2 separate regions of the Homo sapiens genome follow, and region 1 is linked to region 2. A link is an interaction called in ENCODE POLR2A ChIA-PET data of the cell type or tissue named here. Cell type or tissue: Panc1. All regions are shown on one strand. Each heading gives the region's core, and the rest is flanking DNA. Links, peaks and the distances in the headings are about the cores only. Region 1 overlaps C2CD2 (C2 calcium dependent domain containing 2). Region 2 overlaps ABCG1 (ATP binding cassette subfamily G member 1).

Region 1 (5,379 bases), core at 69-5,068, 330 kb after region 2:
AATGGCTAAATCTAACATACAGATGATGTCACATACTTACCATTTTGTGTGGTTAGAAATTTAAAATCTACTCTTTTAGCAATTTTCAGGTATATAATGTATTTTTATTAACTTTAGTCACCACGGTATGCAATAGGTCTCTTGAACGTGTTCCTTCTAAATGAAATTTGGTATCCTTTAACCAATACCTCCCCGACGTCCCCAACTCCCCAGCGTCTGGTAACCACCATTCTGCTCTTGGTTTCTTTGAGTTTAACTTTTTAAGATTCTACTTGTAAGTGAGATCACGTGGAATTTGTCTTTCTGTGCTTGATTTATTTCCCTTAACATAATGTTCTCCAGGTTTATCCATGTTGTTGCAAATGACAGGATTTTCTTCATTTTTAAGGCTAATATTCCATTGTGTATATCTGCCACATTTTCTTTATCCATTCTTCTGTTGATGGACACTTAGGTTGATCCCATCTCTTGGCTGTTTTGAATAATGCTCTGGGTATCTTTTCAACATACTGATTTTATTTCCTTTGGATCTATAATGGACCCTTGAACAGCATGAGGGTTAGGGGCACTGACCCCTTGTGCCATCAAAAATCCGTATATAACTTTTGACTCCACAGAAACTTAACTATTAATAGCCTGCTGTTGACCAGAAGTCTTACTGATAATGTAGTCAATTGGCATATATTTTGTATGTTATCTGTATTATATACTCTATTCTTACAATGAAGTAAGCCAGAGAAAAATGTTGTGAAGGTGGCTTATGCCTGTAATCCCAGCACTTTGGGAGGCTGAGGCAGGTGGATCACGAGGTCAGGAGTTCGAGACCAGCCTGGCCAACTTGGTGAAACCCTGTCTCTACTAAAAATACAGAAAAATTAGCCGAGCGTGGTGATGGGTGCCTGTAATCCCAGCTACTCAGGAGGCTGAGGCAGAGAATTGCTTGAACCTGGGAGGCGGAGGTTGCAGTGAGCCGAGATCAAGCCACTGCACTCTAGCCTGGGTAACAGAGTGAGATGCCGTCTCAAAAAAAGAAAAAAAAATGCTGGGTGCGGTGGCTCACGCCTATAATCCCAGCACTTTGAGAGGGTGAGGCAGGTGGATCACGAGGTCAAGAGTTCAAGACCAGCCCAGCTAACATGGTGAAACCCCCCATCTCTACTAAAAGTACAAAAATTAGCCAGGCATGGTGGTGTGTGCCTGTAATCCCAGCTACTTAGGAGGCTGAGGCAGGAGAATTGCTTGAACCCAGGAGGTGGATGTTGCAGTGAGCCGAGACCGCACCATTGCACTCCAGCCTGGCAACAGAGCAAGACTGCGTCTCAAAAAAAAAAAAAAAAAAAAAAGGAAAAGAAAATCATATGGAAGAAAAAAATCTATTTACCATTCATTAAGTGGAAGTGGATCATCATAAAGGTCTTCATCCTCATCGTCTTCACGTTGAGTAGGCTGAGGAGGAGGGAGAGGAGGGGTTGGTCATGCTGTAGCAGGGGTGGCAGAGGTGGGAAAAAATCTATGTATTAGTGGACCTGTGCAGTTGAAACCCACGTTGTTCAAGGGTTAACAGTATACCCAGTAGTGGGACTGCTGGATCATATGGTAGTTCTCTGTTTAATTTTTAAAGGAGCTTCCATATTGTTTTCTGTAATGGCCGGAATAATTTACATTGTCACCAACAGCATACAAGGGTTCCCTTTTCTCCACATCCTTACCAGCACTTGTTATTGCTCATATTTTTGCTAATAGCCATTCTCACAGGTTTGACGTGATATCTCCTTGTGGCTTTGATTTGCATTTCCCTAATGATTAGTGATGTTGAGCCCTTTTTCATAGACCTGTTGGCCATCTAAAGGAGAAACATCTATTCAGATCCTTTGCCCATTTTTTAATTGGGTTATTTGTTTTCCTGCTGTTGAGTTACTTGAGTTGTTTATTTATTTTGGATATTAACCGCTTATCAGATAAATGGCTTGTAAATATGGGATTCCATTCCGTAGGTTGTCTCTTCACTCCGTTGATGGTTCCTTGGATGTGCAGAGTTTTTAGTTTTGGTGCAGTCCCATTTGTCTGTTTTTGTTTTTGTTGCCTGTGTTTTGGGGATCATACCAAAAAAAAATCATTGCCCAATCCAGTGTCTTAAAGCTTTCCTTCTATGTTTTTTTTTCTAGTAGTTTTATAGTTTCTGGTCTCACATTTAAGTTTTTCATGCATTTTGAGTTGATTTTTATATATGTGTGAGATAAGGGTCTAATTTCATTCTTCTGCACGTGGATAGCCAGTTTTCCCAGCACCATTCAAGGTGTCAGGACTTTTTTTTTGAGACAGAGTCTTGCTCTGTTACCCAGGCTGGAGCGCGACCTTGGCTTACTGCAACCTCTGCCTCCCAGGTTCAAGTGATTCTCCTGCCTCAGCCTCCCGAGTAGCTGGGATTACAGGTGTGCACCACCACGCCCTGTGAATTTTTGTATTTTTAGTAGAGACGGGGTTTCACCATGTTGGCCAGGCTGATCCACTTGATCCACCCACCTCGGCCTCCCAAAGTGCTGGGATTACAGACATGATCTACCGCGCCCGGCCCTCAGTGTCAGAACTTTTCTGGCTGTGGGGGTCAGGCTTCAGCAAGCACAGACGGGCATGCTGCAGTTTGCAGATACTCCCACACTCTGGCAAGTTCAGACCTCAGGCTGCCATGGTTCCATTCTGTCTCAAACATAGGAATTCCGCTATTATCATAAAATCAATACGAGTTCATTGATGAAAACTTGAAAGACACAGAAGAATATTTAATAAAAACACACAGTAGTTGCATGAACTGGTGATTAGCTCTGTTCATGTGTTGGTGTGCATTGCCAGTCTTTTGCTTCTGCATTTATTTTTTGCTACAATTTACACTATATTCCATTTATATTCTTTCCCCCATGTTACTAAAATTCCCCTAAAATTCTAATGAATGAACACATAAGAGTCAAGGCTGGCCAGCGCGGTGGCTCATACCTGTAATCCCAGCACTTTGGAAGGCCAGGGCAGGTGGATCACGAGGTCAGGAGTTCGAGACCAGCCTGGCCAACATGGTGAAACCCCGTCTCTACTAAAAATACAAAAATTAGCCGAGCATGGTGGTGCACGCCTGTAATCCCAGCTACTTGGGAGGCTGAGGCAGGAGAATTGCTTGAACCTGGGAGGTGGAGGTTGCAGTGAGCCAAGATGGTGCCACTGCACTTCAGCCTGAGCGACAAAGCCAGACTCTACTCGGGAAAAACAGAAAAAACAAACAAACAGACAAACAAACAAGCAAAAAAAAAAAACGAGGCAAGGCTGTGAAGCAGCAGCCGTGTTGTCCTGGTTAGGAGCATGGTTCCTTGCTCCGTTCTTTCTCTTCCTCTGTGTGGCTCGGCTTCTCACCTGTAAAGGTAGAGGATACTGTCCACCCCCTAGACGGGCTATGAGGATGGAGTGAGTTACCACAGGTACAGCACATGGAGCAATGCCAAGCCTGTGCGGGGCTCAATATTTTCTCCTACCTCTGTTGTTATTTTTGCTCATGTGTTTATTTCCTCACTGTTCCTAGAAGTAGAAGAGTAGAGGTACTTGAGAAAGAGTACGTGCATTTTGAAGGATGTTGATACATATTGTCAGAAAAGCAACCTTAGGAAGTGGACTAGCACATGTTTCAGGATCTTGATACATAGTGTCAGAAAAGCAGCCTTAGGAAGTGGACTGTTTTTTATTTTTTGAGACAGGGTTTCACTCTGTCGCCTAGGCTGGAGTGTACTGGCACAGACACTGCTCACTGCAGCCTCCACCTCCTGGGCTCAACAGTCCTCCTGCCTCAGCCTCCCCGGTAGCTGGGACTACGGACATGCAGCATCATGCCCGGCTAGTTTTTTTATTTTTTCTGTAGAAATGGGGTCTCACTTTGTAGCCCAGGTTGGTCTTGAACTCCTGGGCTCAAGTAATCCATCGTCTTCTGCCTCCCAAAGTGCTGAGATTATAGGTGTGAGCCACCTCACCTGGTGAAAGTGGATGATTAAATTGTATTTGTTTTGATATAATTACAGAAATAGTTCATGGTCATTAAAAAGTTAAAAATAAAAATGTCCAAACTTTTTTTTTTTTAACCATCTATCTCCTGCTGCCGCCTGCTGGGATGAGGCTGCTGTTAACAGTGTTCTCGGAAGCTTTTTCCTGCCGGAGGAAAAGCACACACACACGGACTCTTGTTTTGTTTTGCAACAATTTTCCACGTAGCTCTTGACTTTTATGTTTTTGTGGCCAAATGAGGAAAGGAGCCCTTGCCACTGCCTTGTCGTGGCTGTGGCTCACACTGTCCTTTGAGGTGGGGTGAGCCCACCAGTTGAGTAGACGGGTTCCCTCCCCTCCCCTCCCCTTTCACGGGGCTGTGAGTGCGGGAGGAGGAGCCTGGTCGCTCTTGCCAGCCTGGATCCTATGCATACCCACAAGGAGGAAGTCCTGTTGGGATCTGCCCGGGCTCCTGGGAAGGGTCAGTTGGGAGTAGAACACCCTCGGGTGCTTGGATTGTGTACATGGCCTTTTCCATTCTTGGATGAGCATCTTGGCCAAACATGACACATTTTTAGGGCACTGTTTTTGCAAAGGCATCCAGCCAGCTTAATCTCTTGTAAAATGTCCAGGGTGAGACACTGCTTAATGTTCGTGCGTTAAATAAAAATGATAAGACAGCAAGGCCTCTTTTTGTTAACACTGTTCGGTGAGTTCAGCCCTAGAACTGCCGTGTAGGGCAGCGGGTTCACAGTGGTGTTCCTCTTCTCTGGTATCTAAGCCACACACCCCCATGGTCTCCAAATTTACACCTAATTCCGTGTCTGCACCGCCTCGTGTTCCCTCAGCTGGGCATAATTCTTGAGAAGGAAAAAAAAAAACTGTAACAGAACTTGAGGACCTGTGACAAATAAGAGGTAGAAAAGAAACAGGAACTTCTCATTCCAGGGCATCGCCCCTCCCTTTCAAAGCTCACACTTTGGTGTCAGGTTGCCTCTTCCTATCTTTCTAACTCAGCCTTGACAAGGGACATGTGGTTGGCATTTGAGCCAAGACAGGGACAAGGCCGCCGGAACCCAGCCTGTCTGTTATGTAATGCCATCTCTGATCGGAAGGATAAGGCCGAGGACTGGCTGGCCTGAGCTCCCCACCTCCTCTCCGCCGACAAACCCCTGACTGGTGTTCCATCTGGAGTCTCCCTGTGGGTCCCTCTCCCAATGAAACTGGCTGCCGTGCCCACTGGATGCCTTTTTCTTGGACTTTCTCCTGCCACCCTGAAGGCCTCGGTGTGTCCAAGTCATCACCTTTGCAAATATCTGGTTCATCTGCAAAACCCTCTCTGCATAGTCTACACAGAGTGCG
Region 2 (5,379 bases), core at 267-5,266:
CCTTGGCAAGTGCAGCCTCTCAATGTCACTCTCTCCCCTGGACTACTGCTGTAGACCACAGCCTGCTCCAGGTGATGGGGCTGATGGAAGGAGCTCCACTGTTCCCACTGCTGGCCTGACACCCGGGAGAGAACTTTGCGCCCTGGGCAGGGCTGCTCACCTGTATCCAGCCAGGATGTTCATCAGCGTGGACTTCCCGGCCCCGGAAGGACCCATAATGGCCACCAACTCACCACTATTGAACTTCCCGGAAATTCCTTTCAGGAGGGTCTTGTATCCTGCAAAAAAGCAGATCATATTCATATTCATTTCATTTTATCTCTAATGCAGTAAATATGCAAATGTTCAAGTACACATGACCAAGGCCAAAGGCAACCTTTGACATGCATCATAGAAAAGGCTGCATTCCAGGGAAGAACATGAACTTCATGTCTTTCGAATTCCCTGGTCTACGTCTTCAATTGCATTTCACAGGTTATAATAATGATAATAATTACCAGCACGTGTGTAATGCTTTAGAGCTCACAAAGCACTTTCCCACTCATTGTCTAGTCTATGGGGAATCCACCATTCCCGTCTCAGAGTGAGGAAGCGATGTCCGGTGGGCCCAGGTGACCTGCCCAAGCCCTCGGCCAGTATGGGCAGAACCCAGCTCTGAGCTGCAGCACTACCAGCTTGCTCCTGCCCCGAGATGCCATGCATGTGTCTGTTTTAATTAATAATTCACTTACTGCATCTACAAATTATTTATTTATGCTTTATATATTTACATAAGTATAAATTATGTATATATGATTTATTTATAAATAATCAACATATGATTAAATAATCAATATATTATTAATCCCTTAATTAATAATTAAGAAAGTTTGTCATTTTGGAGCCACACCAAACTGCTTTGGAATTTCTGCCAAGTCTCCATCTGAGAGCTTTATAAAAGGGGAAAAGCTGCACATCCCAAGCAAAGCCACATTAATTTTTTTTCAAATAGACTGTTTAAAAGTGCTGTAAATAATAAAACAGAAGCAACTGGATGCATAGATAATGTCTCCCAATCCAGGGGCACTTTTTTTTTTTTTTTTTTTTTTGAGACTGAGTCTTGCTCTGTCGCCCATGCTAGAGTGCAGTGGCACAATCTTGGCTCACTGCAAGTTCCGCCTCCCGGGTTCACACCATTCTCCTGCCTCAGCCTCCCGAGTAGCTAGTACTAGAGGCGCCTGCCACCATGCCTGGCTAATTTTTTGTATTTTTAGTAGAGACAGGGTTTCACCGTGTTAGCCAGGATGGTCTCAATCTCCTTGTGATCCGCCCGCCTCGGCCTCCCAAAGTGCTGGGATTACAGGCGTGAGCCACCGCGCCCGGCCCAGGGGCACTTCTCAGTGTAGTATCAGATCAGAATCCACTGTTAAATGATCAAGAATCACGTGAATGCCATTTTAGCTTCCACACGTTTCAGGGGACCTAATGAGACAGGGACCTGTGGGGTCCTTGGCCCAGTCCCGTGTTTTAGACTTTCTCCCGGTCCCCAGCTGGGCACCCAAGCCTTTATGTTTCCAAGAGTCTGGCCCAGGGGAGTTTGCTCCCAGCTGTCTTCCTGTCTTTCATAGATAGGACACCGGAAAATGCCAACCTGCCACCAGGTGCCGCCTTAATTTGGATGTGGAGTCCCTGAGGCCTTGTTTAGGGGAGTCAGAGAGCTGCGGAAGCCAGTCAGGAAGCTTGGGACTGCCACTCATTACAGACAGGGCGGTTGTCGCCCCAGGGAGGGTGAGGAGAGTCATCCCAGCGGGGGTAGGGGCACAGGAAGAAAGGGCTGGGGCTGGAGAGCAGCTCAGAGCTGCGGGTGAACCAGCTCGTACAATAGGACTGTGGATGACAATGCTTACAAACACACAGCACTTGAGGCCTACACAGATTAGCGGGGCTGGAGGAGGACCGGGAACCCCAAGAATAGCCCTTCTGCTGAGCCATGGGTGCCCCTCAGTGGACAGGCAGACAGAGGAGCTGGGGACCACATAGACACTTCCTCCACAGGAGCAAGCTCTCTGCACCATGGAGTACTGCGGCACTTCGGGCACCCAGGCCCCCGGGGACCCACGCGATATCCCCAAGAAAGCACTAAGTGCTGGGTACCTGCTTTACCATCTCTTGTCTATTCAGGGTGGAAGTGGGGCTACTCCCCAGCAAACCTCCCTTAGGCTGTGTCCTCTCAAACTTATGAGCTGCCTGAAGACGCCTGGTCACTGAGCTCACCAGCAGCCATCATCTGACTATGGCCACGACCCACCTGAGGGTTCATGCCTCGGGCTCTGAGAAGCCTCTCTCCCTCCGTCCAGGGCAGGCAGGGCCCACCTCTCTTTCTGGGCACAGCCTCTGAGCTCTCACCTTTGACAGTGCCTGGGGCTGACCCTCAGTGCTGGGGCTCACTGGGGCACCCGATGATCACCCTGGCTGGAGGAAGCACATACAGGCTGCAATGACCCCCAGGACCCCAGGAACAGGACATGGCATGGAGGCTGGGAGCATTCGGCCCTCTCATGGGAAGAGCAGGACAGGTGGTCTCAGGCTGGTCTTGCTATTGAGAACCAGCAAACTGGAATTTGCACCAAACAGAGAGTGCACACAACTGGGGCTGCAGAGGTCCACTCCACCTGGCCCTCATGGGGTCCAGCAGTGGACACAAAACCCAATTCAGGGCTGTACTTCTCTAATATTAGAAACTTATTTTTCTTTCTTTCTTTTTTTTAAAAAAAGACATGCATTTGGAATTGAAGAATCTTAAAAGTGGCTCTGGAAACAAAGTCCAGTAAACATTAGTCTGCCCTGCTGTGGGACAGCCCGGGTACAACAGTGACCTTGTGCACATCTAAAAGTGAGTCCTGGGCTGAGGGGCCCAGGAAACACCAGCCAGAGGCTTCCTGTGGTAGTCGGGTTTCCTGAGTATCCAGCGCGCGCGCGCACACACACACACACACACACACACACCCCTACCTCTATTTATGTAAGGAAATCACCCTCCCCGCAGAGTCCTCCACTTGGTTCCCATTACAGAAATATAAAGCGAAGATGCGACCATCCCACCCCGCCTGCCCTACTTTCCCACCCCTGAGCTCTGCTCAGCCCACTTCTTGGCATAATGGACATGCACCTGCCTCCCTGTCCTTGTGGGCTCTCGTTCACAGGGCACACTGTCTTCCACTGTTTTTCTGGCTGGGATAGTGAGTGCCCAGGATAACAAGTGCAGAGACTGCCAGAGCCAGGCCCAGTGAAGGCCCATCAGCCCCGTGCAGGATGCCCAGGTTCAGTATTTGAAACAGCCAGATGGTAGCCCAGACCAGAGCTTAGACACAACCCAGGCCAGACCAGAGCCGCAGACTAGAACAGCCAGACCAGAACTTAGACAGAACCCAGACCACACCCAGACAGAACCCAGACCACACCCAGACAGAACCCAGACCACACCCAGACAGAACCCAGACCAGACCCAGATCAGACCCAGACAGAACCCAGACCAGACCCAGACAGAACCCAGACCACACCCAGACAGAACCCAGACCAGACCCAGACAGAACCCAGACCACACCCAGGCAGAACCCAGACCACACCGAGACAGAACCCAGACCAGACCCAGATAGAACTCAGACCAGACCCAGACAGAACCCAGACCAGACCCAGACAGAACTCAGACCAGACCCAGACAGAACCCAGACCACACCCAGACAGAACCCAGACCACACCCAGACAGAACCCAGATCAGACCCAGAAAGAACCCAGACCACACCCAGACAGAACCCAGAGCAGACCCAGACAGAACCCAGACCAGACCCAGACAGAACTCAGACCACACCCAGACAGAACCCAGATCAGACCCAGACAGAACCCAGACCAGACCCAGACAGAACTCGGACCACACCCAGACAGAACCCAGATCAGACCCAGAAAGAACCTAGACCAGACCCAGATCAGACCCAGACAGAACCCAAACCAGACCCAGACAGAACCCAGACCACACCCAGACCAGGTCTAGAGAGAACCCAGATTAGACCTAGACAGAACCCAGACAGAACCCAAACCAGACCAGAGCCTCAGACCAGACACTAAACGGAACTCAGATAAAAACTGCAGACCAGAACCCGCGAGAGCGCTAGGCGGGCAGGGCCGGCCTCTGTGAGCCTGGGTGGGAGGAAGGCTCCACTCCCCATTTATCTTTAATCAGTGTCTGTTTCCCCCTTTCCCTGCACCAACCCTAAAGTCTTTATCAATTGCTGGGTTGTCTCTGAGCACTGCATGCTAAGAAGAAATGATGCAACTTAATCCTTTTTTAGGGGACATAAATTCATAGTCAATTAATCAAGGCAAAAAAAGCCATAAGTTCAACCAGACTCCTCTGGGAAATGGAAAGAAATGGGAGGTGAGGGCCATCGAGAACCAGAGGAGAGAATGGGGTCTGAGCAGGGCCCCAGGCACCAGACACCTGCTCAGGAATTAATTCCCTAAGTGACACCAGCAGGCTACGTATCTTCTTGGGGCCCTAATGTCAACATCTGTAAAAGAGAACCGGACAAGATGGTTTCTAGTGTAGTCTTAATTACCCTAGAAAGGAAGCAAATGCTCTATGAGCCTGTGAAAATCCTTGCTCCTTAACACAAAATATGGGAGCTTAGCAAGGGGCACAACTAGCAGTGCCCGGGGCTGTGGTCATCGCCAGAGGACAGAGATGGGAGGAGGATAGAAGAGTGCTCCAGATAGGGTGGTGACGGACTGCCCTTGGAGCCGCAGACCTACATGATCAGAGAGGAGCAAATCCCTTGGGATATTCCAAAGACAACCCACAGAGTCTATCTCTGCCCCTTTTATGGTTTGTTCCCTAAGATGATGCATACTTGGGAGAGACAGGAACAGAGCATGCTGGTCCTTCAGAGCTACTCACTATAAAAGGAGCAGTGGAAGCACCTTGATCCCAAACCCTCCTAATCAGACTCACCTTGGCTGAATTTCATATTGCAATTCTTTTATTTTATTTTATTTTATTTTATTTATTTATTTTGAGACAGAGTCTCGCTCTGTCACCCAGGCTGGAGTGCAGTGGCGCAATCTCGGCTCACTGCAAACTCTGCCTCTTGGGTTCAAGCGATTCTCCTGCCTCAGCCTCCTGAGTAGCTGGGATTACAGGTGCGCACCACCATGCCAGGCTAATTTTTTGTATTTTTAGTAGAGATGTGGTTTCACTGTGTTAGCCAGGATGGTCTCAATCTCCTGACCTCGTGATCCGCCCACGTGGGCCTCCCAAAGTGCTGGGATTACAGATGTGAGCCACCACACCCAGCTTCATATTGCAATTCACAAGTCCACTGTCAAAGCAAAACCAAGAGCAAGCCC

What was found. Peaks named below come from ENCODE experiments on the same cell type or tissue, not always from the same donor. Only the 100,000 strongest peaks of a DNase experiment are listed, where the experiment ranks them.
Region 1: POLR2A ChIA-PET joins it to region 2 with 6 read pairs; 2 of 35 experiments call an interaction of 5 or more read pairs at or near these places.

Annotation. Positions count from the first base shown.
Region 1 is chr21:41,932,780-41,938,158 of GRCh38, reverse strand. The region is part of intron 2 of C2CD2 (C2 calcium dependent domain containing 2); the gene reads left to right. Among named protein-coding and RNA genes, the nearest start is that of SNORA91, 13 kb to the left of the region's middle. In Panc1, for the core only: a CTCF peak has its summit at 4,163 (motif pointing left); no DNase peak of the experiment used is centred there; H3K4me3 peaks cover 870 bases; H3K27ac peaks cover 991 bases.
Region 2 is chr21:42,265,969-42,271,347 of GRCh38, reverse strand. ABCG1 (ATP binding cassette subfamily G member 1) reads right to left here. Exons shown (of 15, transcript NM_016818.3): 3 at 161-278. Among named protein-coding and RNA genes, the nearest start is that of TFF3, 47 kb to the left of the region's middle. In Panc1, for the core only: no CTCF peak of the experiment used is centred there; no DNase peak of the experiment used is centred there.